Regions from separate parts of the Homo sapiens genome. Here regions 2 and 3 are each linked to region 1. A link is a loop called in an ENCODE intact Hi-C map of the cell type or tissue named here. Cell type or tissue: PC-9. All regions are shown on one strand. Links, peaks and the distances in the headings refer to the core of each region. The heading gives the core; the rest is flanking DNA.

Evidence for each region. A loop is a pair of places that touch in the nucleus more often than their neighbours do. Peaks named below come from ENCODE experiments on the same cell type or tissue, not always from the same donor. Only the 100,000 strongest peaks of a DNase experiment are listed, where the experiment ranks them.
Region 2: a loop joins it to region 1, with 7 times the contacts of the local background. A loop is called at or near these places in 3 of 110 quality-filtered maps.
Region 3: it touches region 1 in a loop (25-fold over the local background); 2 of 110 quality-filtered maps call a loop at or near these places.

What each region holds. Positions count from the first base shown.
Region 1 is chr4:142,348,909-142,356,908 of GRCh38, forward strand. The region is part of intron 7 of INPP4B (inositol polyphosphate-4-phosphatase type II B); the gene reads right to left. Among named protein-coding and RNA genes, the nearest start is that of INPP4B, 490 kb to the right of the region's middle. In PC-9, for the core only: a CTCF peak has its summit at 4,377 (motif pointing right); a DNase peak (open chromatin) is centred at 4,453; H3K27ac peaks cover 3,129 bases.
Region 2 is chr4:142,469,179-142,479,902 of GRCh38, forward strand. The region is part of intron 2 of INPP4B (inositol polyphosphate-4-phosphatase type II B); the gene reads right to left. Among named protein-coding and RNA genes, the nearest start is that of INPP4B, 370 kb to the right of the region's middle. In PC-9, for the core only: a CTCF peak has its summit at 4,397; DNase peaks (open chromatin) are centred at 4,083, 4,703, 5,413 and 6,673; H3K4me3 peaks cover 5,392 bases; H3K27ac peaks cover 7,600 bases.
Region 3 is chr4:142,610,007-142,620,730 of GRCh38, forward strand. The region is part of intron 2 of INPP4B (inositol polyphosphate-4-phosphatase type II B); the gene reads right to left. All of the region lies in intron 2 of LOC101927613 (a long non-coding RNA gene), which reads left to right. Among named protein-coding and RNA genes, the nearest start is that of INPP4B, 230 kb to the right of the region's middle. In PC-9, for the core only: no CTCF peak of the experiment used is centred there; DNase peaks (open chromatin) are centred at 4,865 and 5,485; H3K4me3 peaks cover 926 bases; H3K27ac peaks cover 3,636 bases.

The DNA of each region.
Region 1 (8,000 bases), core at 1-8,000:
GGATGATGTTATGGGAAGCTGGTATTTACAGCTCAGCCTTGCCAGCACCAATGAGGAAGAGTGTTGGAGCAGATGTTAGTTTTCCAGTATTTTTACACTCCTTTGGAAAGAGAGATTTCTTATTTCTCTTCCAAATTTCTATCACATTTGCCTGTTTATTAGATACTGCTACATAGTCTGTTTAGTAGCCAAGATCATCATGGCAATGGTCATTTATTTACAATCTAAGCTAAAATAAATTAACTTGAGTCAATTATCAGCAATCTGTCTTAACTTAGATACTGTATAAACTTTAACACCACAGAAGATAGGTCATTGTCAGCATACTTCTTTTTATTTCCCCCCAGAGAATAAGGACAACTGATATACGAGAGATAAAAGAAATATTATGAATTACTTTCCAAATGAGTGGAAAGAAAGATAATGTAAAAGGGATGCTTCATTTTTGTCTGTATTGCATGTAGTACTCTCTCTTTGTAAGTTAGATGCTTAGGAAGAAAGATCTACTTTATTATAGTAGCTTAGCACTAAGTGGTCCTCTAAGAGAATCAAAGTCCAACCACTCTCTTAGCAAATAGTTTGAAACTGGAGAATGATTTAGATGTAAGTAGAATCTCATTGATCAGCTTTTCCATTTTCTTGCAAAGGTGAAGAATGTTTCAGTTTAATATAAAATACAGGCCTTTTTTGACATCAATAATTTATGAAAATAAAATATTTTATGAAGATTTCCTATATATCCACAAAATACTCTTCTCTTTGAAACAGAAATTTTGTGAAAAGGAAGAATGTTAATCACTATCTGAATGTAATATCAAGAGCTGTTCTCATAAAAGGCACATCTTTAGATTCTTTCCCTCCCCAAGAATCAAAGAATCACACATGAGCTTATTTGTCAGCTATAGTTTTTAAAATAGACAAAGCAAGAATTTTATGCTCAAGTAATTCCAGATCTTTCTGAAACCAATACTGTCAGATAAGTTGTAAAAAAAAAAAAATCCATCATTACTGCCACTATCAAACCACTGAATATCTGTTTATTCTCTTTAATGTATGACAGAGATAAAGAGTTTTCTAAAAAGGTACTCTATTGCCTTAAAAATAGTCTTGCTTTAGGACACAGACTATTATCACCACAATCAAAGCTACCTCTTCGGCGCTTAGAATGCAATAAGACATAAGAAAGAAAATTACCATGAGATATGAGGCTGAAGAACTTGAATTGTATGTTGCTTTCCACTATTAAGAACAGTCTGCACTATTAGCCTTTCTCTGAGTGTTCAGAGATGTAATTTGTAATGGTACTTCAAGAACATATTGTATGTCCTTGCTTTATTTGAGCAAAAAAATAGAAATCGAATCATTGTTGTACCATTTTCTCTTCAATAATTGCTGTCCATGTTGCAGTTGTCACTTCTATATGATAATTTAAAGATAAGTCAGAGTGTATAATGCATAATATTCAACCTCTCTCTTCTTGGTGATCATTCTTCCAATTATTTTCTTTGGTAAAACAAAAAACTAAGACCTACATCAGTTTTCCTTACACACCACCAATACTAATGTAATTCAAATTCTCACCACATTTCCCCTTCCCCTAGGTTTACCTCATTCTGCATTAATGTTCTAATCCTTACTTTACTATAGCAGAATAAGTATATTATTCATAAACCATTGAGCCTCAACCAAAAGGCCTCGTGTGGTGTAAATTTCAAGTACCCTGCTATTGGTAAGATATTTTACAACACAGAAGTCATTTAAGAATGTCTAAGCCACTGTTATTTTCCAAGATTTAAAAGAGCAAAAATGTTAATGAAAATAAAATTCTACCTTTACACTGCAAAATTATACTTTACTTTTGTCTACATTGGAAAGCATTTTACATAAAGCTGTGCAAGAAATTATCTCTCAGCTCCAAATCTATTTGTCCATTCTGTAAACTTCATTGTGATGCTATGGCTGAGACTCTCAAAACCATGTTTATCCTGACTCTGATGGCTCTATGTTAGGCTCTTCTAACAGGGAGCCCAGATGGAAACTGAAAAGCCTGGTGAAGAAAGAAGAAATATTGTTTTCCTATGGGCTAGCTGACTGCCTGCTATTCCTAACAGCATCACCCTAGCTGTTTTGTTTGCCCAAGGAGCAGCTGCTCCTTCCTGTAATAGCAGCTGAAACCAGTTTGCAATACTTCCAACATTTGCAGTACTATTGCATGGCTTTCAGAGATACTAGAGCTAGCCTGACCCATGTTCCCTCTGCAGAATGAATTTCAGGTCTATGGGTCTTGTCCAAGTTCACCATTAGTGGGATAAATTTCAGCTCTACTAGTCCTTTCCTCCAAGATCTAAGTTTTAATAACTCCAAAGTCTTCTCTCTATTCCCTACCTCTAGAGCTGGAAGCTGCATCCTACAGTTGCCACTTCTGTGATTATTTGTAGTTCTCTTTTACCCTTTCATTGATTTTATTAACAACAATCTTATATCTAGTTAACAGTTACTTACATTTAATATCTATGTTCAAATAACTGGCGTGGTTTCTGTTCCCTGATGGACCCTGATTGATTCAATCACCCTATAGGGGCTGTTAGAGAAAGCATTTTTGTCCCCATTTCAGAAAGGGTAACATTTTGTTAATCACTTGATAAGAGAAAAACCTGGGACTTGGACTCAGTTATCAAATCCATTTATAGCACCTTTTCCATAGAAACTACTTCCTTTTGGACACTGAATAAAATTCTTCTCCTAAATGCTCTACATATCCAGTCAAGAAACGTAGAAAATAAATAAGTTGGCCAAGATGAACATGGCTATTAAAGTCAGATCTTTTGTACAAAGCCCCAGCTTAATTTTCACATCAAGGCTCTTCAATTTCAATAATTTCTAATAGTATTAAGAGTTGGGGTTAAAATGTATTGTTATTCTTGTAGTATAATAAATGGTCATGATCTGTTAAATGTGAGCACATTGAAGAATGCCAAAACAATACTTGTGAGCTCATTATTTCCTATATAGTTTTAAAAGTGGAACTGAAAAAGCAAAAGCAAAATACTAAATGTAATATAGCTCTCTTTTACATTTGCTTGCTGCCAGATATTCTATAAATATAAAAACAGATCTCGGAAGCTGCTGTTTAGAATATAAGTAATGAATTTCCTGATGGGGTGTTCAGTAAAATTTTCCAGACATGAGCTTTCTTCCTCTGGTTGGCCAAATAGTGTGTTTTTCCCTCCTGTCTGCCCAGCGAATGTGTTTCTAAAGACCGCTTTGTGTTCCTGAAAATCACAGGAATTCCTGTATAGTACAACGAAGGCCCTGGCAGCAAAGCCTAATCAAGTTGAAGAAAGCACCACAAATACTTCCCAAATGGCTTTCTTCCACAATTGGCAGTATTAAGACAACAAAAGAAAGTGAAAACAAAGGCTACAAAAATAATACATCAACTTTCCTTCTTCTCTCCTCATTTGCTTCCAGGTCCTCAAGACTGAAACACACACACATAGATTAAAAGTACAATTATATCTGTAGTACCTATCATATTCTGTATGATGTGAAAATGATATTTGTAATTATAAATTAATATATATCATATATATATATTACTTTTCTACACCAAAAATATTCCCAACCCATATGTGTACATGTCTTACCAGGAGTTTAACAAATTCACTTGCTACTTTAATATAATAGGATCATACTTCAGCTCCCTTTTGGGGGTTTATGGCACACCACTAACAGAGAACAAAGTAAGAAATGAGAAAAACAGAAACCCTTCCACCTCTCTAATTACATTTTGTTAATTAAACACCTATGAAAGTGTAAACACTCATTCTTATAAACTGAATATTATCAGGATTTGCCTTGAGAAATTCATGGTAAATATTATAACAGCATCCGAATTGCCTGTACTTATTACTGAATACAGCCTGTTGTGTAGGAGGCAATATCCTATAAAAGTCACATGCTACGTTATCCATGGAAACTTTAGCTGATGACAAGTGGCCTATTCAGTTACAAATATAGTCACTTAGAAATATAGGGTGGTGTTTTTTCAGCTCACTACCCATATAACTAAACTCCTGTCACTTGACTTTAGAGATTATCTGTATTTTGGAACATAGAAGCCCAATGTGCTACCACCGAGGATAAAAGGTAAAAGGTAAAAAGCATTAAAAGGTAAAAAGCCACTAAATGCGTACTTTTTAAAAGTCCATTATAAAAAACGATGTCTTCAACCTTTTATTAATGAGGCGCAGCTGTGAATAGTCTACTTTCATCTTATTAAAACGTCTACAGGTAATGAATAGAGAGCGTGATAATATATTCCTCAGGAAAGTTTCAAGACTTTGAAAACAGAACCTTATATTGCAATGCTTTCTAAGTTGCAAGCATAAATATTAGCCTCTAGGGGGAGCGCTAGGCTCTTCCCCTTAGATTTTCTAAATGCTAAGTCAAGAAAAGAGGAAAAAATTCCATTCCCCTAAGAGAGAATGATCCAACTGGTCAGATTCCAGGACATTGATTGGACCATGTTTTGTGGGACTGAAGCTTTCAGAAGTTTTTAAAAGGTCAGCATAAGCAATAACTTCTCTTCTCAGACTCTCCATGCCTTCCATAGGTGGCAATCAGACTAAATCTCTGCCCTGGCAAACTACTTTTTCTTTCTCTCTCTGTATATATACGTGCATATACATATATACATACAGATGCATATACAACTGCATCTAGGATTATCTGATTGCTGCCTTTGCTTAGCCACTTATGTCCATGTCCTTGAAGATAAATATTGTACAAAGGAATATTTGGCTTTTTGGTGCACTGCCCATAATATCACAGCACCCAAGATCTTTCTCTAATTTCTAATAGCATTTGCAAATAGTATAGAGTTTGTTTATTTTAAAGTTGCACAGAATGCCATTACCTAGCTTAGTGACTTTGGGCAGATCACCCTGTTCTGTGAGTCCCACTCTCCTCACTAAATGGTTTCTAAAATGTTTTTGATTCCAAAATTCTATGAGTTTTTATCTTCAACAATTTTTTCCCAATGCTAAATGAAATTTTGTTCAATAACTCTTGGTGGTCTAAGTCATTTCCCCACTGTGTGATTTAATTGACATAATGCCGTTCAAGGTCACAGAGCAAAACCTAAAACATCTAGCAAGCACATAAAAATTCAAGTCAAATGCATACAACCAGTCAGCTGCAAAGATCTCAAATGCAATAGCCGAAACCACCTAAGCAGACAAATCTAAATAGCAAAGTCACAATCTGCCTTTTATCTAGCATATTGGGTATCTTGTGCCACGAACCTTCTCAGAGCCTTGGGACATGGGCTCAGCAAATGTGTATGCTGACTCTTACACCTAAAAATTCAGTAGAAGCACAGATCATCTTCCTGAATGTGCCAGCAGATCTTTATCCCATAACTATGTGCAATTCAAACACAGGTTTGGATGAGTACGGCTCATTTATATGTAGGAAGAACAGAATTTTCACAGGAAAAGCAGAGTGGAAGATTCTTGTGTCCCCCACAGACCTGGAGTTCTTGTCTATTTCCATTCGGTACCTTTTATCTATCTTGGGCATTTAAGGAATAAACCGGCCAGAACAATTCAGATGGAAGACAAAAAATAAAATAGAATCATTAGTTCCAATTCTTCCAGAGAATTCATCTAACAAAATGAGCTGGTGTTATGGGAGGTAGAACAAAGAGAATCCTAAATTGTATTTAATCCAATAGCTTTACTTCACTAGTTAGAAAACTGAAACTTAGCAAGGTCCAATCTTTCATTGGAATGACCTTTATTTTGAGCTTATTTTAGATGTTATTATGTGCTTTGCCATAATGGGGAAAGGTGAATGGAAAATTCTGCCTTCGCATATTCCAGAGATTAGGGAGACAAGCTAAATATACCTAACTAACATACGGCTAGTTATCTATTTCTGTATAACAAAGCGAGGACTTAATGGCTTGATGGTGATTTATCACTTCTCACAGTTCTGTGAGTTGACTAGGCAATTATGTTTGTCTCATCTGGGCTCACTCATGGGGTTCAGATAGCTTGTGGCTCGTGGCTCGAGTGGGGCTTGGGACTCTAAGATGGCTTCATTCACATGCCTAGGGCCTCAGTAGGATGACTGGCATGGCCCTGAAAACTGCGAAGCTCTCTCTCTGTGCAAACTTTCACCTGGACTTTTTATATGATTCTGGAAGTATTCCAAGAAGGCAAAAGTAAAAACTGCAAAGCGTCTTAAAATAGAAGTTCAGAAGCCACATTATATCACTTCTGTTGCATTCTATCAAAGCAAGTCACAAGGACAGATCAGTTTCAAAGAGTGGGAAAATAGACTCCACCTCTTTATAGGAGGAGCTGCAAAGAATCTGTGGTCGTATTTAATCTAACACATCCGGACAACAGAGAGAAATCAGGAAGTTGAATGAGATGCAGATTTGCTCTTTTTTTTCCCCCCACCAGAATATGTATTTAAGGATAGAAGTGATGTTACAGGTCATTAATTTATTTATTCAGATATTTCAGTATTTTGACTTCTGACAAATCAAACCCATGCCAATGCTATGCTTTTATACAATTTCTACATCATAACTGGCACTCACTAAACCCACAATCAACAATGAAGAAAAAAGTAGGCACAGGCATGTTTCATAGAAACTAAAATAGACTTGGTCAGCTTATTTATTAAGCACATATTCTTATCTACTATGAAAAGTCATGACCTTCTTAGCTGAGGAAAGCAATTACTTTTGCACAGAGAATCTTTATATAACAACACAAAGGATATTCAAAATTTACCAGTTTCTGGCAAGACTAAAGCACTTAAGGCAGGCAGTGTTAATCATGCAAACTTTGTGAAGCAATTCAGCTTATCAGAGCATGAGATGAACGAAGTCAAAGCTTTGATCCTCAGATAGGCCAATATATTTCATGGAGAGAAGCCTTTTTTTTTTTTAACATAAGGATAGCTTTGATCACTTCTTCAACTACTGAGTCTTTTCTTAACCTCAAGAGAAATGAACAGAATTCAATAAGATTACCTATTTTTAAAATGCCACATACTCCAATAGATACTACTGGGGCTACAAAAAATTAGAACTATGTAGTTTTATCCTCCCCAAATCTTTCATATTGATAAGGGCAAAAAATAGGATGACACAATTGGTTTACAATGTATAAAATGATAAAGTGCTGGACAGAAGGTACAAATTACAATACAAGTTCAAAAGAGAAAGATTATATTAGTTAATCTAGAAAATGTACAAAGGAGGTGATATTGGCAGAATACCTTTAAAGATGGGGTAAAACTTTTGCCAGGGGAGAAAGGCATTCTAGATAAAAGGGAGAGAGGAGAGCAGTGAGTGTTGATTTGAAAATAAGAAAGGGTAATTCAACTGTGTAAGAATGAGAATGTACAGAGATGTGTGGCCTACTTTTCTCAGAGACAGGGGTCAAGTAAGGGAGAAATCTAAATCTTATATAAATGTTTGAAATGATATGAGAAGGAAATGTGAGGAAAGCTTGGATAGCTTTCCATCCAGAACTCAAGGGTTGGGGATCCTGGTTAGCAGGAGAGCAAAGACCAGGACCTGCAGGAGTGATGAGGAGCTGGGAGGATAAAAGGTTGCTCTTGAGTTAGTAAGGTTTCAGTTGTGAAGTAGTACAAATAACATATTTGGTTTCTGCTCTTAGTTCCTGGCACAGAACCCTAAAACCTTTGTAATTTCCTGAGTGATAGAAGTGTTAGGTGCATCTTTTGTCCTTTTATTTGGTCTTTGGCCTCAGTTCCTGACATAGAGCTTCTAATTCCTTGGAACTTTTTGGGTGATCAGAGGGTCTTTTATTCTAATGAGGTGACTCTTGGTGGGATGCTGGATGGCGGCTGGTCACCAGGAAGACCAAGGCATGGTTACAAGTTTGGAGCTTTTAGCCCCAGCCCTCATCCTGCAGGAAGGGGTGAGGGATTACACATTGAGTTAAAAATTGATT
Region 2 (10,724 bases), core at 1,029-9,028, 120 kb after region 1:
TTCAAGGATGCAAGGTAAATTTGCAGCAATAGCTTTTCTATATAATAGCAAAAAATAGAAAACAAAATTTCCAAAAGAATGCAGCTCCCAATAGCAGCTATAATAATCCAAATTACTACAGCAGTAACAACAAAATCAATAAAGAAATTATGAATAACTCTGTAAGGAAAATTATAAGAAGCTATAAAGAGAAGTAAAGAACTGTAACACGTGTAAGTGGGGAAATATTTACAGCATAAATATCAATTCCTTCCAAATTAATTTATATTTTTAGTATAATTCCAATGAAAATTCTAATGAAAGTAATTTTAGAAGCTCTTAAAATTTTCCAAAGTTCATTTGAAGAAAGTATTCTAGATCATAAAGAATATTCTGAATATTAATAAAATGTTTTGCTCTAATGATAAAATATATTTTGTGACATAACATGTAACACAGTGAAGAAATGGCTGAGAAAGTGATTTACAGATTAGTGGGAAAACATGGGTATCCCAGAAACATTCAATTTTATGCATTTGCTCATTCAACAAATATATAATGCCTGTCATATGCCAAGCACTGCACTAATTATTAAAGGGACAATATAATTCCTTCAGATGTCTGGTGGGGAAAAATTAACAATTATTTTTATTACAATTGAAATTGATATAAATGGGCATAGGACTCCAAGGTTGCATATAGATAGCGAACCTAAACCCAATGTATAATAAAGTGAGCACCACAAATTTATAAAAAAGAAATGAAGTATTTAATGATTGTTGAGACAGTTGCCTATCCTTTTAGAATAAAATAAATTATGTTCCATTAGACAGGGATATAAATTCCAGATGTATTATGGAAGTAAATACAAATAAAATACAAAATAAAAAGTAAAGAAAAATGGAATTGATAATTTTCACACTTTTTTGGAGGGGTCAATTCTACTTTTGAAGCTTATAAGTGCTAGAAGAAATTATAAAGAAAACGCATAGCAGATTGGGCTACATAAAAACTTCCCTAGTTTAAAAAAAAATAGGAGCAGATATAAAATTATTTGCAACAAAGGCAATATACCAAAATCTATTTTGTACAAATACTAAATATCAAATGAGAAATATTTAAAAGATGCTTCACAATGAAGAAACAATTCATGAATAAACATATGAAAAATGTTCAACTTCATTAATACTCAAGGAAATAACCATTATAAACAATGATCAACAGTATTTCATCTAACAAATTGGCAAAGAAGAAAAAGTTCATACTTGATGCTATTTTGAGATTGCTTTGAATGCTACTTTCCTACATTCCCAAGAGTATTTTCTAAGAACTCTAAAAGTGTTCCTACCCTGTCCCAGAAAATCTAGGAGGCATTCTCACCATATGTGGTTAGCACAAGATGCTCATTTCAGGCACATCCTATTTTAATACCCACTATACAATAATGCTGTTTAGACAAACGACTGTCAAATATTTATCATGATATTACAAGTACCACAGCCAGCATGTGGGAGGCATGCAATAAATATGTCGAATGTTGAATAAATTAATGAGCTTGTTTCTTCATCATTAAATAAGTGTGACATTGGCTTCTCAAAATATGTTTTCATATTCTTTGATCTAGTAATTCTAATTTTGGGTTTCCATTCTAGAGAAATAATCCTAAATGTATAAAAAAGTTATATACACAAGTTACCACAATATGACCAAAGTAGGAAAGAAATAGAAACATCCTAAATATTCAACAATAGAGGAATCTTTGAATAAATTGCATTAACTAATTTGATGGAATGTTAGGTCACTATTAAAAAGACGTTAATGAAGAGTTTAAAATGGCTTATACCAAAATGTTAAATGTAAAAAGCTGTATTTAAAAGTTGTATATCTCATTTATGACTATGGTTTGTGTAGCAGGTAAAACTCCGTGTAAAATTCCATCTTACTATTCTTTAACTTTATCTCCGTGAAGAAGTTACCTTTTTTAAGTCTGCTTTTTTCATCTATAAAATGGGAAAATGACAATACTGGCTATCACCAAATGCTGTTATTTTTAATTAACGATCAAAATAGATAATTCAAACAATGTTAGCTATACCTATCTCACAGTAAGTGTTCATGTTTCTACAGCTATAGCTTTTTTTTTAAAGCATTAAATGAAAACAAAACCTAGCATACCAGAAAGTCTAAATGCAAATACGTCAATGTGTTGGCAGTAGTTATTTTTGTTTGGTGGATTTGGCTGTCCAAAACATTTGGAACATCTCTCCTACGTCAAGGAAACATCCCACCTTACAAGTTCACACATCACCAAGACGGATGCTAGAAATCCACTTCTTAGTCTTCCTTATACATACAGAACAAATATATGGCCTAGGCTTTTCTGATACCATTGTTCAAGACTTCAGCTCAGAAAAAGAATCCATCTGGCAACCCATTCTGAGAAATGACGCCTTTGCCAGCTGTCAAGACAGTGGGGGCAGAGGTTCTGCCCTGAGGCCCAGCATCAGCAGTGTAGGCAGAGATACCTGTGCTAGCAGCAGTCACAGTGAGATTTCTTTGGAGCAGTGCTCGTGTGTATTTAGCTGGGGTTGGAGCTCCTGAGCACCCGCAATCCAAGCCTGAGCACCCGCAATCCAAGCCTGAGCCTCTGTTCTTTAGGATTTTAGTGGATCCTAGGCACTTTTGCCTTCACCAGCCCCTTCCTCCATAGTATACACACACACACACACACGTATATGTTATATAATAATATTTTATGACTGCATTGGTATAAAGATATATTAATATGGAATAAAAATCTTTCAACCTACAAATTATTTTTTTTCAGATTTTGAAAGCACTGTGGGCCTTAGCAGTACGCTTATTGAGTAAGTTCACCCTGCTTAATGTTTTCAAAGGAATTCCTTTTTCCTTTAAACTAGCTGGAGTATACCTGACTGTACAGGTGGCAAAACTACAGTGAAATTTTCACTTTGTTGAACATTTCTAGGAATTCTTAAATTCTTTGGAAAAGTATGTCTTACTTAGTAAAGAGAAAATAATACATTTATGAAGAAAAAAAGAAAATCTGAACAATTAATTTATCTTCAGTAGCTTATAGCATCAAATGAAAAAAATGCATATCTCAGAATCTTAAGCTACAAAAGTACTGTAAAGATCATTGTAGGAAAAAAAAAAAAAAGTCATTGTGTCCAATTACCCATCTGCTATTTCAATTACCTTTACCCCATACCCTGACCAAGTTGTCATTGTCAGTGATACCGAACCCAGTAAGTACTATCTCTGGAAGAAAAGCAGACATTCTGTCTCTTGATTATATGACTGTTAAAAGTTCCTCTTTAATACTGAAAAAGAAAATATATTTCTGAAATATTTTTCCCCAAATGTATCTCCAATATATGAATATTCTTTATGTTCCCATTTTAGATCCCCAATACCAGTGCCTCAGAATTATTACATAGCTCCCCATCTCAAAAGATTCTTATACCTACTTGCACAAATTTTTTCCTTTGAGTCTGTATCAATCTATGATTTCCGTAGGCCACCTGTTTCTCCAAAGCAAAGATGTGAATTACTAAATCAGAGGCACTGTATCTCTTCAGATCATTATTTCTTTGACCCCCCATCAGAAGAATACAAACTTGCATGAGGTCATAGTTTAAAAGGAAATTTGGAATCCAATACAAAATGCAGACATTTGTATTTTGAAAAGAAAAACTTTTCTACTTTATGAATTTTTCTTGAAGTAGCTACCCAAAACAAAATAGTAAAAACTACACAAAACTAGAACTCTGGGAATACCAATTATCAGTCTTGGTACTGCTCCTAAATCCTGTTACCAACAAAATCAAGGTCTCTCAGATAAATTAAATAATAAAGACAATTTAGACTCTCAACATTTGATGACTTGATTTCTAATAAAGATTAGATCCCTTAGGACATTAGCTACATGACTAAGTAAAATTAATAAAACTGATCAGTGTCATCTGATTTGTAGTTGATATTTCCTTTTTGGGGGAAAGGCCAAAATGGCAGACTAGAAGCCGCTAACAAGTGCTACTTCTAGAGGAAACAAAAGGGCTAGTGAACACTGACCCTGCAGGCTGATCATCTGAGCAACCACATCAGAATCCATCAAGGCAGCAGAGGAACGCAGAGAGCAGAAAGGAGCAAAGCAGGACACCACCCTGTCTGGGCTTAATGTAGAGTCAGCAGAACCTCTCCAAAATGGAAAAGGATGAGTAAGACCCCTCTTGGGGATACACACTGCCTACAGGGACAAATGCAAGACTGGGAATGAGATCATCCCTTTGGCCCACTCCACGGCCCCCCACCATGCTTCTAGACTGAGGCAGATGTTTTCTGGAGGCAACTCTCAAAGTGCAAGGGGAACTCTAAAAGACTTTGGCCCCAGAGCAGACCATCACCAGCACAATAGCCCCAACAGAGGTCGCAGTTTGGTGCCTGAGAGCAGTAAGATTGCTCCACCCAGCTCACTGGACAAGGTCCCATGTTAGGTTCTAGTCCAGCGGTCCCACTTCTGCCATAACTTGGCTGGCAGCCACCACCTCCTGTTGTCCTTGGAAGTACCCAGACAGCAGGGCTGGTGACTCCATGACCCCCACAGATAGCCAGATGGGAAACACCTGCTAGAACTTCCAGCCCAGCAGACTCACTTCCCTGTGAACTCAGCTGGAAAGTGCAGCTTCCTGTTATCCCGGGAAGCACCCAGATGACAAGGCAGGTGACCCCACCCACCCTTGCCTTGGATAGCCAGGTGGACAATGCTTGCTAGTTTCTGGTCTAGTGCTCCTGCTTCTGTGTGTACTCAGCCTTAAGGCATAGCTTCCTGTTGTCCCAGGAAACATCCGGGCTGCAGGGCAGGAGACCCCACCCACCCTTACCACTAGTAGCCAGGTGGGCAACACTTGCTAGAGCTTCCGGTCCAGTGGTTCCACTTCTGTCTGAACTGTCAGTGGACACAGCCTCCTGTTGTCCTGGGAAACATCTGTGTAGCTGGGCAGGTGGCCCTCTCCATTCTCACTACGGGTAACCAGGCTAGCCATACCTGCCAGAGCTTCCAGTCCGATGATCCCTCTTCTGTCTGAACTCAGCCAGTGAGTGCAGCCTCCTGTTGTCCCAGGAGACATTCAGACAGCAGGGTAAGTGACCCTGCCCTTGCCTCAAACTGCAGGTAGCTAGGCTGGCAATGCCTGTTAGAGCTTCCAGCCCAGTGATCCTTCTGCTGTCTGAGCTCAGAAGGCAGGCACAGCCTCCTGTTGTCCTGAGAAAATCCTGTAGAGCAGGGTAGGTGACCACAGGGTGAGTAACCACAGGGTGAGTGACCCCACCCACTCCCACTGCTGGTATCCAGGCAGGCAACACCAACTAGAGCTTTTAGCCCATCAGTCCTACTTCTGTGTGAACCTAGCTGGAGGGCACAACCTCTTGTTGCCCAGGAAAACACCCAGACAGTAGGGCAGACTACCCCACTGACTCCTGCTGCTGGTAGCCAGGCAGTCAACGCCTACTAGAGCTTCCAGCCCGGCAGTCCCACTTCTATGTGAACTCAGCCGGAGAGCACAGCCACCTGTTGTCTGGAGAAACATCCAGATGGCTGGATAAGTGACTCCACCTGCCCCTACCTCTCTTAGCTAGGCAAGCCACACCTGCTAGAGCTTCCAGCCCAGTGGTTTTACTTTTACTTAAATTTGCCAAAGACCACAGCCTCCTATTGCCCCAGAAACCACCTGGATGGTAAGGTAAGAAACTCCACTCACACCCACCTGTCATAGCCAGATAGGCCACACCTGCTAGAGTTTCTAGACCAGCAGTTTTGCTTCCGTCTGCACTCTGTGGGCAGGTGCAACCTTGTGATCTCCCAGGAAGCACAACTACAGCAGATTAGAACTGACCCAGAAAAGATATGGCCTGTCTGCCAACTGTGGCCCTTGCCTGAGAGAGCCCCATTGATCAGAACACTTAATAAAAGAAATTTGGGCATAGAGACAATAACTGGAGGGGACACCTCCAAGACCCAGGAGTAGAATAGAATCAAAACTAGTCGACTGAACTCATACCACAAGCAAATTTGCAAGGGCATCACAGAATATAAAAGCAAATAAACAAAAAACCCCCAAAAAACAAAACAAAAACAAAACAAAACAAACAAAAAAACATCTAAAGGACAGCAACTTCAAGGACTGAAGGAATATCAGCTCACACAGATGAGAAAAAAAAAACAGTGCAAAATTCTGGCAACTCAAAAAGGCAGAGTGTCCTTCTTACCTCTAAACAACCATACTACTTACCCAGAAATGGTTCTTACCTGGGCTGAAATGGCTGAAATGTCAGAAATAGAGTTCAGAATATGGATTGGAATGAAGATTATCGACATTCAAAAGAAAGAAGAAACCCAATTCAATGAATCTAAGAAATATAATAAAATGGTACAGAAACTAGAAGGTAAAATGGCCATTTTAAGAAAGAACCAAACTGAGCTGATAGAAGTCAAAAATCCACTTCAACGATTTTATAGTACAATTGCAAGTATTAACAGCAAAATCAACCAAGAGGAGGAAAGAATCTCAGAGTTCAAAGACGGTTTCTCTAAATTAACTCAGACAAAAAACAAACAAACAAAACCAACAGAGAAGAAAGAATGAAACCTCTGAGAAATATGAGATTATGTAAAGAGATCATATCTATGACTCATTGGCATCACTGAAAGAGAGAAGCACAAAGTAAGCAACTTGCAAAACATTTGAGGATATCATTCACAAAATTTCCTCAACCTTATTAGAGAGGCAAACATTTAAATCCAGGAAATGTAGAGAATCCCTGTGAAAAACTACACCAGAAGACCATCCCCAAGACATAATTATCAGATTCTTCAATGTTGAAATGAAAGGAAAAATATTGAAGGCAGTTAGAGAGAAGGGACAGGTCACCTACAAAGAGAACTCCATTAGGATAACAGCAGACCTTTCAGCTGAAACCTACAAGCCAGAACAGACTGGAGGACAATAGTCAGCATTAATAAAGAAATTCCAACCAATAATTTCATATTTAGCCAAACTAAGCTTCATAAGCAAAGAAGAAATAAGATACTTTTCAGAAAAGTATATGCTAAGAGAATTTATTACCACCGGACCTGCCTTATAAGAGGTTCTTAAGAGAGTGCTAAATCTTGACAGGAAAGATTGTTACCAGCCACCACAAAAACACACTTAAGTACATAAACCATTGACACTGTAAAGGAACCACACAATCAAGTCTGCATGATAACCAGCTAACAACACAAGGACAGGCTCAAACCTTAAATGTAAATGGACTGAATGTTCCAATTAAAAAGCACAGAGTGGCAAGTTGGATACAGAAACAAGACCCAACTGTGCTGTCTACAAGAGACCCATCTCACATGCAGTGACACCCATAAGCTCAAAGAAAAGGGATGGAGAAATATCTACCAAGCAAACAGAAAAAAGCAGGGGTCGCTATTCTAATTTCAGATAAACCAGACATTAACAAACAGTGATCAAAAATGACAAATAAGGGCATTACAAAATGGTAAAGGGTCAAATTCAACAAAAAGACCTAACTATCCAATGTATACACACCCAATGCAGGAGCACCCAGATTCATGAAGCAAGTTCTTAGATACCTAAGAAGAGTCTTAGACAACCACACAATAATAGTGAAAGACTCCAAAACCCCACTGACAGATAGTATGAGAGTGATTATCAAGGCAGGAAAGTAACAAAGATATTCAAGACCTGAACTTGACATTTGACCAAATGGGGCTAATACCATCTAGAATACTCTCCATCCCAAAACATTCTTCTCATCGGAACATGGCACATACTCTAAAATCAACCACACAATTGGTGATAAACCAATACTCAGCAAATTCAAAGACAGTGAAATCATACCAAACACACTCTTGTACCACTGCACAATAAAAATAGAAAACAATATTAAGAGAATTGCTCAAAACCATACAGTTACATGGAAATTAAACAACATGCTCCTAAATGACCTTTTGGTAACCAATGAAATGAGCACAGAAATCAAGAAATTCTTTGAAACTAATAAGAATAAAAGTGCAACCTATCAGAATCTCTGGGACACAGCTAAAGCAGTGTTAAGAGGGAATTTGATAGTGCTAAATGCCCACATCAAAAAGTTAGATTTCAAATTAAAAATCTAACATCAAACCTAGAGGAACTAGAGAAATAAGAGCAAACCAACCCCAACACTAGCAAAAGAGAAGAAATAAGCAAAATTAGGGCTGATCTGAAGGAAACTGGGATGAAAAAAAAATAAATCCAGAAGTTGCTTTTTGAAAAATAAATAAGAATAAAGGACCACTTACTACACTAATAAAGAAAAAAGAGAGAAGATCCAAATAAAGACAATAAGAAACAACAAAGGAGACATTACCACTTGACCTCACAGAAATACAAAAAACTCTCAGAGAATACTATGAAAAACTCTATACACCCAAACTTAAAACCCTGGAAGAAATTGCTAAATTCCTGGAAACATACAGCTTCCAAGATTGAACCAGGAAGAAATTTAATCTCTTAATAGACCAATAATGAGTTCTGAAATTGCATCAGTAATACAAATCCTACCAAACATAAAAAGCCCAGGACCAGATGGATTCACAGACAAATTCTATCAGATATATAAAGAAGAGCTGATACCATTTGTAGTGAAACTATTCCAAAAAATTAAAGAGAAGGGACTCCTCCCACCTCAGCCTCCTGAGTAGCTGGAACTACAAGTATGCACCACCACACCTAGCTAATATTTGTATTTTCAGTAGAGATGGGGTTTTGCCATGTCGCCCCGGCTGGTCTTGAACTCGTGAGCTCAAGCAATCCGCTCACCTAGGCCTCCCAGTATGCTGGGGTTATAGGCACCCACTGCACCTGGCCAATTCTACTGATTTGTGTGCACTGATTTTGTATTCTAAAATGTAGCTAAGTTTATCTATCAGATCTCGGAGCTTTTGGGCAGAGACTGAAGTTTTTTCGGTATAGATGTATAAAGCCTGCAAACAGCTAGTTTGACTTCCTCTCTTCCTATTTGGATGACTTTTATTTCTTTCTCTTACTTATTGCTCTGACTAGAACTTCCCATATTATATTGAATGAGTGATGAGAGCGGGAATCTTTCTTGTTCCTGTTCTCAGGGGGAATTCTCCTTTTGCCCATTCAATATGATGTTGGCTGTGAGTTTGTCATAAATGGCTTTTATTATTTTTAGGTATTATTTTATTATTTTTAGGTATATTCCTTCAATGCCTAGTTGGTTGAGAGTTATTAATGTAAATGGATGCTGAATTTTATTGAAAGCATTTTCTGCATCTATTGAGATAATCATGTGGTTTTTGTTTTTAGTTCGGTTTATGTGATGAATCAAATTTAATGATTTCTATATGTTAAATCAAACTTGCATCCCAGAGATAAAGCCTACTTGATCATGGTAGATTAGCTTTTTGATGTGCTGCTGGATTCAATTTCTAGTATTTTGTTAAAGATTTTTGCATCTATGTTCATCAAGGATATTGGCCTAAAGTTTTCTTTTTTCTGCTGTGATTCTGCCAGGTCTTGATATCAGAATAATACTGGCCTCATAGAATGAGCTGGATCTCTTCCTTACACCATATGCAACAATCAATTCAAGATGTATTAAAGACTTAAATGTAAAACCTAAAACTATAAAAACCCTGGAGGATAACCAGCAAGGTTTTCATGATGAAGACAACAAAAGCAATTGCAACAAAAACAAAAATTGACAAATGAGACCTAATCAAACCAAAGAGCTTCTGCACAGAAAAGAAACTATCAACAGAGTAAACAGACAACCTAAAGAAGGGGAAAAAATATTTGGAAACTATATATCTGACAAAGGTCTAATATCCAGCATCTATAAGGAACTTAAACAAATTTACAAGCTAGAAACAAACTCATTAAAAAGTGGGCAAAGGATACAAACAGACACTTTTCAAAAGAAGTCATACCTGTGGCCAACAAACATATGAAAAAAATGCTCCACATCATTAATTGTTAGAAAAATGCAAATCAAAACCACAAAGAGACACCATCTCACATGAGACAGAATTGCTATTAAAATGTCAAAAAAATAACATGCTGGTGAATTAGCAGAGAAAAGACAACACTTAGACACTGCTGGTGGGAATGTAAATTAATTCAACCATTGTGGAAAGTAGTGTGGTGATTCTCAAAGAACCTGAAACAGAAGTAACAATTGACCCAGCAGGCTCATTATTTGGTATATACCCAAATAAATATAAATTATTCTACGATAAACACACATGCACATGAATGTTCATTGGAGCACTATTCACAATAGCAAAGTCAAGGAATCAACCTAAATCCCCATCAACAGTAGACTAGATAAAGAAAATATGGTACATATATACCATAGGATACTATACAGCTATAAAAAAGAATGAGATCATGTCCTAAGCAGCAAATGAACGGAGCTGAAAGTCATAATCCTAAGCGAACTAATGCAGGAACAGAAAACCAAATACCACATATTCTCACTTTTAAGTGGAAGCTAAATATTGAGTACACGTGGACACAAAGAAGGGAATAGATACTGGGGCCTATTTGAGAATGGAGGGTGGGAGGAGGGAGAGGATTGATAAACCACCTATCAGGTACTATGCTTATTACCTGGTTGATGATATAATCTGTACACCAAAACCC
Region 3 (10,724 bases), core at 1,493-9,492, 260 kb after region 1:
TGGGATTGAGGATATAGATTTTTTTATGTTAGTCAATTGATATGGCTTGGCTGTGTCCCCACCCAAATCTCACCTTGAATTGCAACAGTCCCCATGTGTCAAGGGTGGGGCCAGGTGGAGATAATTGAATCAGGGGGGCAGTTTCCTCCATACTGTTCTCATGGTAGTAAATAAGTCTCACGAGATCTAATGGTTTTATTAATGGGAGTTCTGCACAAGCCCTCTTGCCTGCCACCATGTAAGACGTGCCTTTGCTTATCCTTTGCCTTCCACAATGATTGTGAGGCCTCCCAGCCATGTAGAACTGTGAATCCATTAAACCTCTTTCCTTTATAAATTACTCAGTCTTGGCTATGTCTTTATTAGCAGTGTGAGAACAGAATAATATATTAATTTAACCTCAAATAGCCATCTGAGGGTAGTGACTACTGCATTAGATGGTGTAATTTTAATATAACCAACACTGTTAAGATTGTATATTTAATAAAAATTAAGAGGATAAATAAATAAGACTCAGAATAAAATGACATTTATTTTAACAGCATATGCTTTTCATATTTGTAAATTAAAAAAATTTAGACAGAGTGTTCCCTATATCTATGTTTATAGCTATACTCCTAATTAGTTGTGTGGTATTAGAAAAACTGCATTATTTTTATGGACCTCAAAAGTTTAGAACACGTGATCACCAACTTTGAAATTATTTGATTCTATATTGATCTTAAACTTATTACCCTGAGAATATTTTTGAAAATTAACTGAGAAATATATATATGTATGTGTACACACACACCCACACATTACAAACTGAAAAGTTGCATGCCAATGGAAGCATCATTTTTTAAAAAAATAAGATTCAGGTTCACCAATTTTTAAATCTACTAGGATTTTGATGCTGAAACCTTAGTTCAAAAGCTTTCTTGGACCACCACAAAATATGTATTAGTCCATTCTTGCACTGCTACAAAAACATACCTGAGACTGAGTAATTTATAAAGAAAAGAGATTTAGTTTGCTCACAGTTCTGCAGGATATACAGAAAGAATGATGCTGGTATCCACCTGGCTTCCAGGGAGGCCTCAGGAAACTTTCAATCATGGCAAAAGGCAAAGGGGAAGCAGGCATGGCACGTCTTACATGGCAGGAGGAGGAGCAAGAGAGAAAGAGGAGAGGTGCTAAACACTTTTAAACAATCATGTCTTGCAAGAACTGACTTACTCTCAGGAGAACAGCACCAAGGGATGGTGCTAAACCATTCATGAGAAATCTACACCCATAATCCAATCACCTCCAGCCAGGTTCCGCCTCCAACACTGGGTGTTACAATTCGATGTGAGATCTGGGCAAGGACACAGACACGAACCATACCAGAATATATGCTGGTATTTATAAGCATCTGTAATATTTCATGTTTGTTTGTTTTGTTTTGTTAGCTTCAAGGAAAAGTAAGTAATGGTAAGTATATAACATACTCATAACTATGAATTAAACACTTTTATCTGGCCTAACATTAAAATACATATATCTTTTATTTTTTCGTTTGTAAAAAAAAAAATTATTTGTGTGCAAAAAATAAATTGGCTTTTCAAACACTTAATTTTCCTTCTGGAAGTTCTGTTTTTTCTTTTTTCTTTTTTTTTTTTTTTTTTTTTTTTGAGATGGAGTCTGGCTGTGTCACCCAGGCTGGAGTCTGGCTGTGTCACCCAGGCTGGAGTGTGGTGGTGTGATCTCGGCTCACTGCAAGCTCTGCCTCTGAGGTTCAAGCGATTCTCCTGCCTCAGCCTCCCAAGCAGCTGGGATTACAGGTGCACGCCACCATGCCTGGCTAATTTTTGTAATTTTAGTAGAGATGGGGTTTCACCATATTGGTCAGGCTGGTCTCGAACTCCTGACCTCAGGTGATCCACCAGCCTCAGCCTCCCAAAGTGCTGGGATTATAGGCGTGAGCCACTGCATCTGGCCTGGAAGTTCCCTCTTTAAGGACAGGTTTCTGTAGCTCACTGTATAGCATACACAGGTTTACATGCATTATTTTTTTGGACCTCAATAGGTTTGCATACCCTATTTGCACATGCAGGTATGGTGATCACCCCTCTTCCACCCAATTAACAACCTTCAGGAGAAAAAAATAGAGGAAGGAGAGGAGTGTTTGCTGGTTGCAGCTCTCTAGGAATAGCCAAGGAGTTGGCAAAGGAAGCTCACTCTCCCTGCTGCTTCTGCCTCTGAAGTGAGTGATCCATACTTTGGTAAATGAGATGATTCATTTGTATGCAGAAAGAAAATATTAAGACTCTTGCTTATATTTAGTTTTTATAGAATAACTAAGAAAGTAATTAGGCCTCGCAATTATTTAACACATAGTGTGTAGAGACTGCTATTTGCCTACTGCAATATCCATTCTTTATGTCTTAGTCCTTCTTGGCTATTAAAACAAACATGCCATAGACTAAGTAGTTTAAAAACAACAGAAATGTATTTCTCACTGTTATGAAGGCCAAGAAGTCCAAGTTCAAGGTACCAACATATTTGGCGTTTGGTAAGGGCCCAATTCCTGGTTTACAGAAATCCTGAGATTAGGTTAGTGTAAAAAGAATTGCAGTTTTTGCCATTTTTAAAAGTAATGGCAAAACTGCAATTATTTTTGCACCGACCAATATAGCCTCACATGGAGGAAAGGGAAAGAAAACTCCCTGGGGCCTTTTTTATGAGGGCACTAATCTCATTTGTGAAGGCTCCACCCTCATGACCTAATCATCTCCTAAAGGCCCCATGTCCAAATATCACCATGGGTGTTAGGATTTAACACCCTATGAAATTGGTGGAAAAGAAGCATTCAGTCTGTAGCACTCTTCTCACTTAGTAACAGAACCCTGACTGTTAGCTCAATATGTTGTCACTTAGAACGAAAAGTTATTATTTCCTGGACCTATTTCTAGCTAAGTTTTGGCCCCTATATGCAATCAGAAATAATGTAAGTGCCATATAGAAAACTTCCTCAAAGGGAAGCATGGCCTTTTTTCTCCTTTCTTTCTTCCTGCTAATTAGAATGTGAATGTAATGGCTAGAGATCCGGCTGCTGCTTTGTACCACGAGGGAGCAGACCCATGTTGAGAACAGACATTCAATAAAGAGAGAGCTTTTCTCCCTGATGATCAGAGACCTACCAGTCTTTAACTGTCAATCTACAGATTTCACATGGAAAAGAGATACAATTCCATCTAGTTTAATACACTACTATTTGTTTTAAATACTATTTCTGCAATATGCAGCTGAACATAAGCGAAACTGATACATATAGATTTGTGAGTAGTACATTTTATAAGGTATATATTAATATGAAGATAACAAATGCATGCTCTTTATTTTTCACAGGATATACAATAAAATAGTTTGGAGATTACAAAACTAAAAGACTGTTACATGCTCCTGCCAAGGTCATCTATATCTGGAAATCAATAGAATTTCATGAGTTACCATCATACATACACTGATTATACTGCAGTAGACTCTCAGTGTGTAGCTATGGCTACAGATCCTTGGGAAATCTAAAATTCACAACACATATATCTTTGTAAAGACCCTTGACTTTTCATAGACATAATTTCTGTCCAGAATCTCATGTTCTGTGAATATATCCTTCCATCACATTACAAAGAGAAATGTTTAAATCATTTAACAAAAAGCTATACAATAACAAATGGAGAATGTAAAAAAGATTAATATTTAGATGCTGGGTGCTTGGCTAGCTTCACTTGTCATTTAATAACTTAGTCCTACACATCAGCCTCATGGTGCATATTACTCACATACCTTAAATTGTAAAAAATCAGATATCATGATCTTCAAGGTTATTTGCAAATGGTAAGTCCTCCAAGGCCAAATTCACAAATAGAAAGGGTTTGTTGTATTAAGAGCCAAACTTCCACTGCATCCCACCATGTTATACTAAGATTCTTAGTTAATACAAACCTATACTTAAACACAGTGGTGATGGTTATAGGAACGGGTAGCAAATAAATATCAAGATAAGTTCTTAATAGTAACTGAAACAGCATAGTGCTGGTATAAAAATAGATGCACAGATCAATGGAACAGAACAAAGAACCCACAGGAGGCTGAGGCAGGAGAATCACTTGAGGCTGGGAGGTGGAGTTTGCAGTAGGCGAAGGCCACTGCACTCCAGCCAACATGGGTGACAGAGCAAGACTCTGTCTCAAAACAAACAAACAAACAAACCCAAAATAAAGCTACATACCTACAAGCAAGTTGTCAAAAATATACTCTAGGGAAAGAACACACTGTTCAATAAATGATGCTGGGAAAATTTGATAATCATATACAGAAGAATGAAAGTGAGCTCCTATCTCTCAGTATATAAAAATAACTAAAGATAGATTAAAAACCTAAATGTAAGACTTGAAACTATAAAACTCCTGGAAGAAAACCTAGGAAAAACTCCTCTGGACATTGACCTAGGCAAAGAATTTATGACTAAGTCCTCAAAAGGAAATGCAACAAAAAACAAAAATATAGAAGTAGGACTTAATTAAACTGAATAGCTTCTGCATAACAAAATAAATAATCAACAGAGTAAACAGGCAACCTACAGGATTAGTGAAAATATTTGAAAACAATACTTCTGACAGAGGGCTAATATCCAGAACCAAAGGAACTCAAACAGCTCAACAAAAAAGAAACAACCACATTAAAAAGTAGACAAAGGACATGAACAGACATTTTTTCAAAAGAAAACATACAAGTAACCTATAAACATATGGGAAAAATGCTCAATATGAGTAATCTTAAGAGTAATGAAAATTAAAACCACAATGAGATACCATCTTACCCTAGTCAGAATGACTATTACTAAAAAGTCAAAAAACAACAGATGTTGGTGAGGATGCAGAGAAAAAGGAATGCTTATAGACTATTGGTGGAAATCTAAATTAGTACAACCTCTATGGAAGACAGTATGGAGATTTCTAAAGAACTAAAAATAGAACTACCCTTTGATTCAGAAATTTCACTACTGAGTATCCACTCAAAGGAAAAGAAATCATTATATCAGAAAGAAACCTGAACTTGTAAGTTTATCGCAGCACTATTCATTTTTTATTTGTTTATTTATTTTTATTTTAAAAGGTTAGTTCTGAGTCAGTATGACTGACTATGTACCGAGGAACACAATCTGAAGAGTTCCTGAGAAAGTGCATCTGCAGAAGTTAGACTGCACTTTGGTTTTATACATTTTAGAAAGGGAGGAGGTTTTATACATTTTAGAAAGGAAGGAGTTACAGGCAAAGTAATAAATCAATACATGGAAGTTATATGTTGATTTGATCCAAAAAGATAGATATCTACAGGTTATAGGTGGATTAAGAGATTCCTTAATTTGCAACTGGTTAAAGGAGTAAAGCTTTGTCTACAAATTTGGAGTCAGCAGAAAGGAATGTTTTAAGTTAAGATAAGGAAGTCTGTTAACCAATAAACTAGGTCAGAGTGACCTGTAGGGATGTGTGAGTTAGCCCTTGTCTGGCATGGCCTTAGGTCCTATTTGTGATTCAGTATCTTACTGTCACGAAGAGTCCACCTAGTTAGTCTCATGATCTCTATTTTTATTAATTTTTTATTAATGCGAGTCAGTTGTGCCTAAACTCCAAAAGGGAAAGGGTATAACAAGGTACGTCTGACCTCCCTTCCCATCATGGCTGGGAATTCAGTTTTTAAGGTTTTTCTGAGGTCCCCTTGGCCAAGAAAGTGTGTCTTCAGTCAGTGGGGGACTTAAGATTTTATTTTTAGTTTACAACTTGACAGTTTAACTTTTTCGTAGGGGTTGAGAGAATGCTTCCTCTCTGCCCACTGAAGGTTCACAGAAAATAAACTGACAAAAGCCATATTAATAGGAGAAAAAAAGGCATACAAATTCATAATGTGCCTAAACACAGAAGTCATATACAAAATATGAGACTTAAAGAGGGGCCATATGTTTGAGGCTTAAATAATCTCTTTATATGGGAGAGATGTATGGACTCAGGTGTTAGATATTATTTTATAAATGATTCTATTTGGAAGCTAGATGGACAAGGTGAGGGGCAGAACTACATAAAAACAAAGATTGACATTTTTATGCAGATAAAGCCCCCCAACCCTCACCCAATGAAATCTCTTGGTGCTGCCCTCGGAATGGATGAAATGTCTATCTCAGTGTGGTGATGACTCCCAGTTTCTTCTCTTCTTTGGTAGTTTATCTTTCCCAGTTATTTGATGAGATTCCTAGAGAGGGAGTCTTAAAACATAACACATTTCTTTTGGAAATAAGCTTTCTTAGATAAAGAAACTTCAGAGAGATATCTCCCAGTGCTTCTGTAAAGAGGATCAGAGAGAGGGAGGCAAGACAAGGTCGGAGAAAGCCAGTAGTTCTGAAGCTTATTTCTGAGACCTCTCAATTTTTAAGGCGCTTAGCATGTTCTGAGACCTCTCAATTTTTAAGGTGCTTAGCATGTTAAAGAGCCATATTTTGGGGAATTATTTTTGTACCCCAACACTTCTAAATTTTAGCCATTCTGGTGACCATACATTTTTGTCTTATTTTAGTTTTAATTTATATTTCCTTGAAAGCTGAAGATGTTGAGCATCTTTTCACGTGCAGCATTATTCATAATAGCAGTCATGGAATCAACCTAAGTGTCCATTGATGGATGACTGAATTTAAAATATGCTATATATACACCATGGGATACTACTCAGCCATAAAAAAGAATGAAATCTTGTCTTTTACAGCAACATGGATAAAACTGGGAGCCATTATCCTAAGTGAAATGACTCAGAAACAGAGAGCCAAAAACCACACGTTCTTACTTGTAAGTGGGAGCTAAAGAGCAGGTATATATGAGCAGCCAGAGTGGAATAATAGACACTGGAGACTCCTAAAGGTGGGGAGGGTAGGAAGGGTATGAGGAATTAAATACTACCTATTGGGTACATTGTGCAGTATTTGGGTGATGGGCACACTAAAAGCCCGAACTTCACAGCTACACAATCTATCCTTGTAAGAAAACTATACTTTTACCTCTAAGATCTAAAAAAATAGAATAAAAATTTAAAAAATAAACCCTCTATTTGCTCAAACATGCATAAACTGAGAACCCTCACACTCCTAACCCATTATCATTTATTCTATTCAGTGGCTTTCCTGGAATATCAGGAGTTTCTAGCCTACCAGAATACTCTGTGCCTACAGCCGCACTATTTCTATTGACAAATTGACACACAAAAAAGGCAGATCTCATCCATTCCCTGGCTGTGGAAAGATGAACATAGCTGACATACATTCGCTCCAACTCACACACATGCATAGCTGATCTGCACCCACCTTCCCTTAGGTCACAGGGATGACAGCTGGAGGCAAAATGCTCAAGGGCAGCAACCATTGCTTGCTGCTCAGAATATAATCTCCCCTCCCTTCAGCAAGACCAGGACAGCACCAGAGGCAAAAGCTCACGGCTGGAGAGACACCTCTAGCACAATCTTCACACCTAGAGTGGAAGGGACATGAGTTTGGGTAACATAAAGAGAGAAGGCGCTGCCATTAATTTCATAAAGGTTAGCCCGTGAGCAATAAACAACGAGCTGGCATTATCCTAGGCACTGTCTGTCTGCTTCCCAAGCACATGACTCCTGGAGTTCAGAGAAAACAGCACAGATGAAAAGGGAGAATATCCCTGATTAAGTCATCTGCTAAAAAATAGTTACAATATAAATCCTATAGAAAACCCTGTTTAGAGGATACGCTTAGCATCTCTCACCTTGCCAAGCTGGATTGAATTAACACAATTTCCAGGCAATGCAATAGAGATAACAGCATAAAAGTTGGAGATTCTCAAGTCACTTGTCACTCTTCAGGTTTTGTCTCCTTTTGTTGAAATGAGCTAGTCCAAATTATTATAATTTATCAATAAAAATATCATACTTAAGAAGCATTATGGCTAAATGTCATTACAATGATGGAATGGTAATTCAAATCATCCTTTTTAAAGGGAATTAAAGAAAGTTAGATTTTATATACTTCATGTGCTATAGTAATATATCCAATGGGGAACATTAAGAAATGAATATTGAAAGACTTAATATTGTCAAAATGTCCATATTACTCAAACTGATTTACAGATTCAATGCAATACCTATCAAAATATCAATGGTACTGTCTACTGAAATAGAAAAAAAAAATCCCTAAAACTTATATGGAACTACAAAAGACCTTGAATAGCCAAAACAACTGTAAGAAGAACAAAGCAGGAGAAATCACGCTTCCTGGTTTCAAAATATAATACAAAGCTATTCTAATTAAAACAGTATGCTGCTGGCATAATGAAAGACATATGGACCAATGGAACAGAATGGAGAACTCCTGAAATAAGCTCACGCATGTATGATCAACTGATTTTTGATAAAGGTGTCAAGGATATGCCAAAGGGAAGGCAAATTGTCTCTTCAACAAACAGCACTGGGGAAACTAGATACCCACATGCAAAAAATAAAACTGGACCCTTTTCTTCCACTATACACATACACACAAAAATCTCAAAATGGATTAAACACTTAAAAATAAGCCCAAACTATGTAATACTCATAAAAAATAGAGGAAAATCTTCATAACATTGGTCTTGACAATGATTTCTTGCATATGACACCAAAGCATAGGCAATGAATGCAAAACTAGGCAAATGGGACTATACCAAACTAAAAAGCTTCTGCAGAGTAAACAATCAACAAAATGAAAAGACAATCTGTGGAATGGAGAAAATTTTTTGCAAATACTATATCTAATAAGGGATTACTATCTAAAATAGATCCTTCAACTCAATGGCAAAATAAATAAATAAATAAATAAATAAATAACAGCCAAATAAAAATATGCAAATGACTTGAATATACATTTCTCCAAAGACCACATATGAAAGGCCAACAGATATATGAAATGCTGCCCAACATCACTCATCACCAGGTAAACGCAAATCAACACCACATTGAGATGTCACCTTACACCTCTTAAGATGGTTTTTATCGAAAAAGACGAAATAAGAAGTATTGGCATAGATGTGAAGAAACTGATTATTTGTGCCATCCTGAGAATGTAAAACAGTGCAGCTGCTGTAGAAAACAGTATGGAGATTCCTAAAAAAAAAAATTAAAAATAGAAATACTATATAATCCAGTAATCCTGATACTGGATATTTATCCAAAGGAATTGAAATCAGGATCTCAAAGACATATTTCCACTCCCATGCTCACTGAGCATGATTCACAATAGCCAAGATGTGGAAACAACCTACATGTCTACTGACAGATGAAGGGACAAAGAAAATATGGTATATACATACAATGGAATATGATTCAGCCTTTAAAATAAAAGGCAATCCTGCCATAGGCAACAACATGGATAAACCTTGAAGACATTATGCTATGTGAAATAAGCCAGTCACAGAAGAATAAATGCTGGATAATACTACTTAAAGGAGTTATATAAAAGAGTCAGGGAGTTATATAAAAGGTTCAAACACACAGAACCAGAGAGTAGAATGGTTGTTGCCAGGGGATAAGAGGGAAAGGGAAATAGGGAATTGCTATCCAATAGGAGTAAGGTTTCAGTTATGCAAGGTTATTAAGTTCTAGAGATCTTCTGTATAACATTGTGCCCACAGTTAATACTGTATTATCCGCTTAGAAATGTGTTAAGAGGGCAGATCTCATGTTAAGTGTTATTACCACAGGAATACCCCCCAAAAGGAGAAATGAATATGAGATTAGAGATTATATCTCAGGAGTGGATAAGAAAGGAAAGGAAGAGAGATACGTTTATTTTGCCACAAAGTAAGGATACTTTCTGAAATGTTTGAGCTCACATGATTTAACACAGAATCATAGTCCTAAAATTTAAAACCAAGTAAGAGTAGTAGGACTAATTTAACCTAACCTCGTTTTTTAAAGATGAAGAAACTGGGTTTTACGAGTCAAAAAATAACAGATGCTAGCTGCAGAGAAAAGATAACTCTCATACATTGCTGCTGGGGATGTGGAAAGCATCGTGGAGATTTCTTAAAGAAATTAAAACAGAACTACCATTCGGCCCAACAATTCCAACAATGGGTATATACCTAAAGAAACGTAAGTAGCTCTACCATAAAAACACATGCACACATATGTTCATTACCACACTAATCACAAGCACAAATACATGGAATCAACCTAAATGCCCATCAACTGTGGACTGGATAAAGAAAATGTGGTACATATACACCATGGAATATTACACAGCTGTAGAAAAGAGCGAGATTATGTCTTTTGCAGCAACATAGATGGAGCTGGAAGCCATTATCCTAAGTGAATTAATGCAGGAACAGAAAACCAAATACTGCATGCTCTCACTTATAAATGGGACCTATACTTTGAGTACACACACACACAAAGAAGGAAATAATAGACACTCGTGCCCACTTGAGGATGGAGTGGGGGAGGAGAGTGAGGATCGATAAACTACCTATCAGGTACTATGCTTATTAACTGGATGATGAAATAGTATGTACAACAAACCCGCATGACATGCAATTTATCTGCAGAACCTACTTGCACATGTATGCATTAAACTGAAATAAGAGTTAAAAAAATAAAGATATGAGTATTAAAAATAAAAAAAAGTTAAGAATGCCCATAGAATTTTACAACTA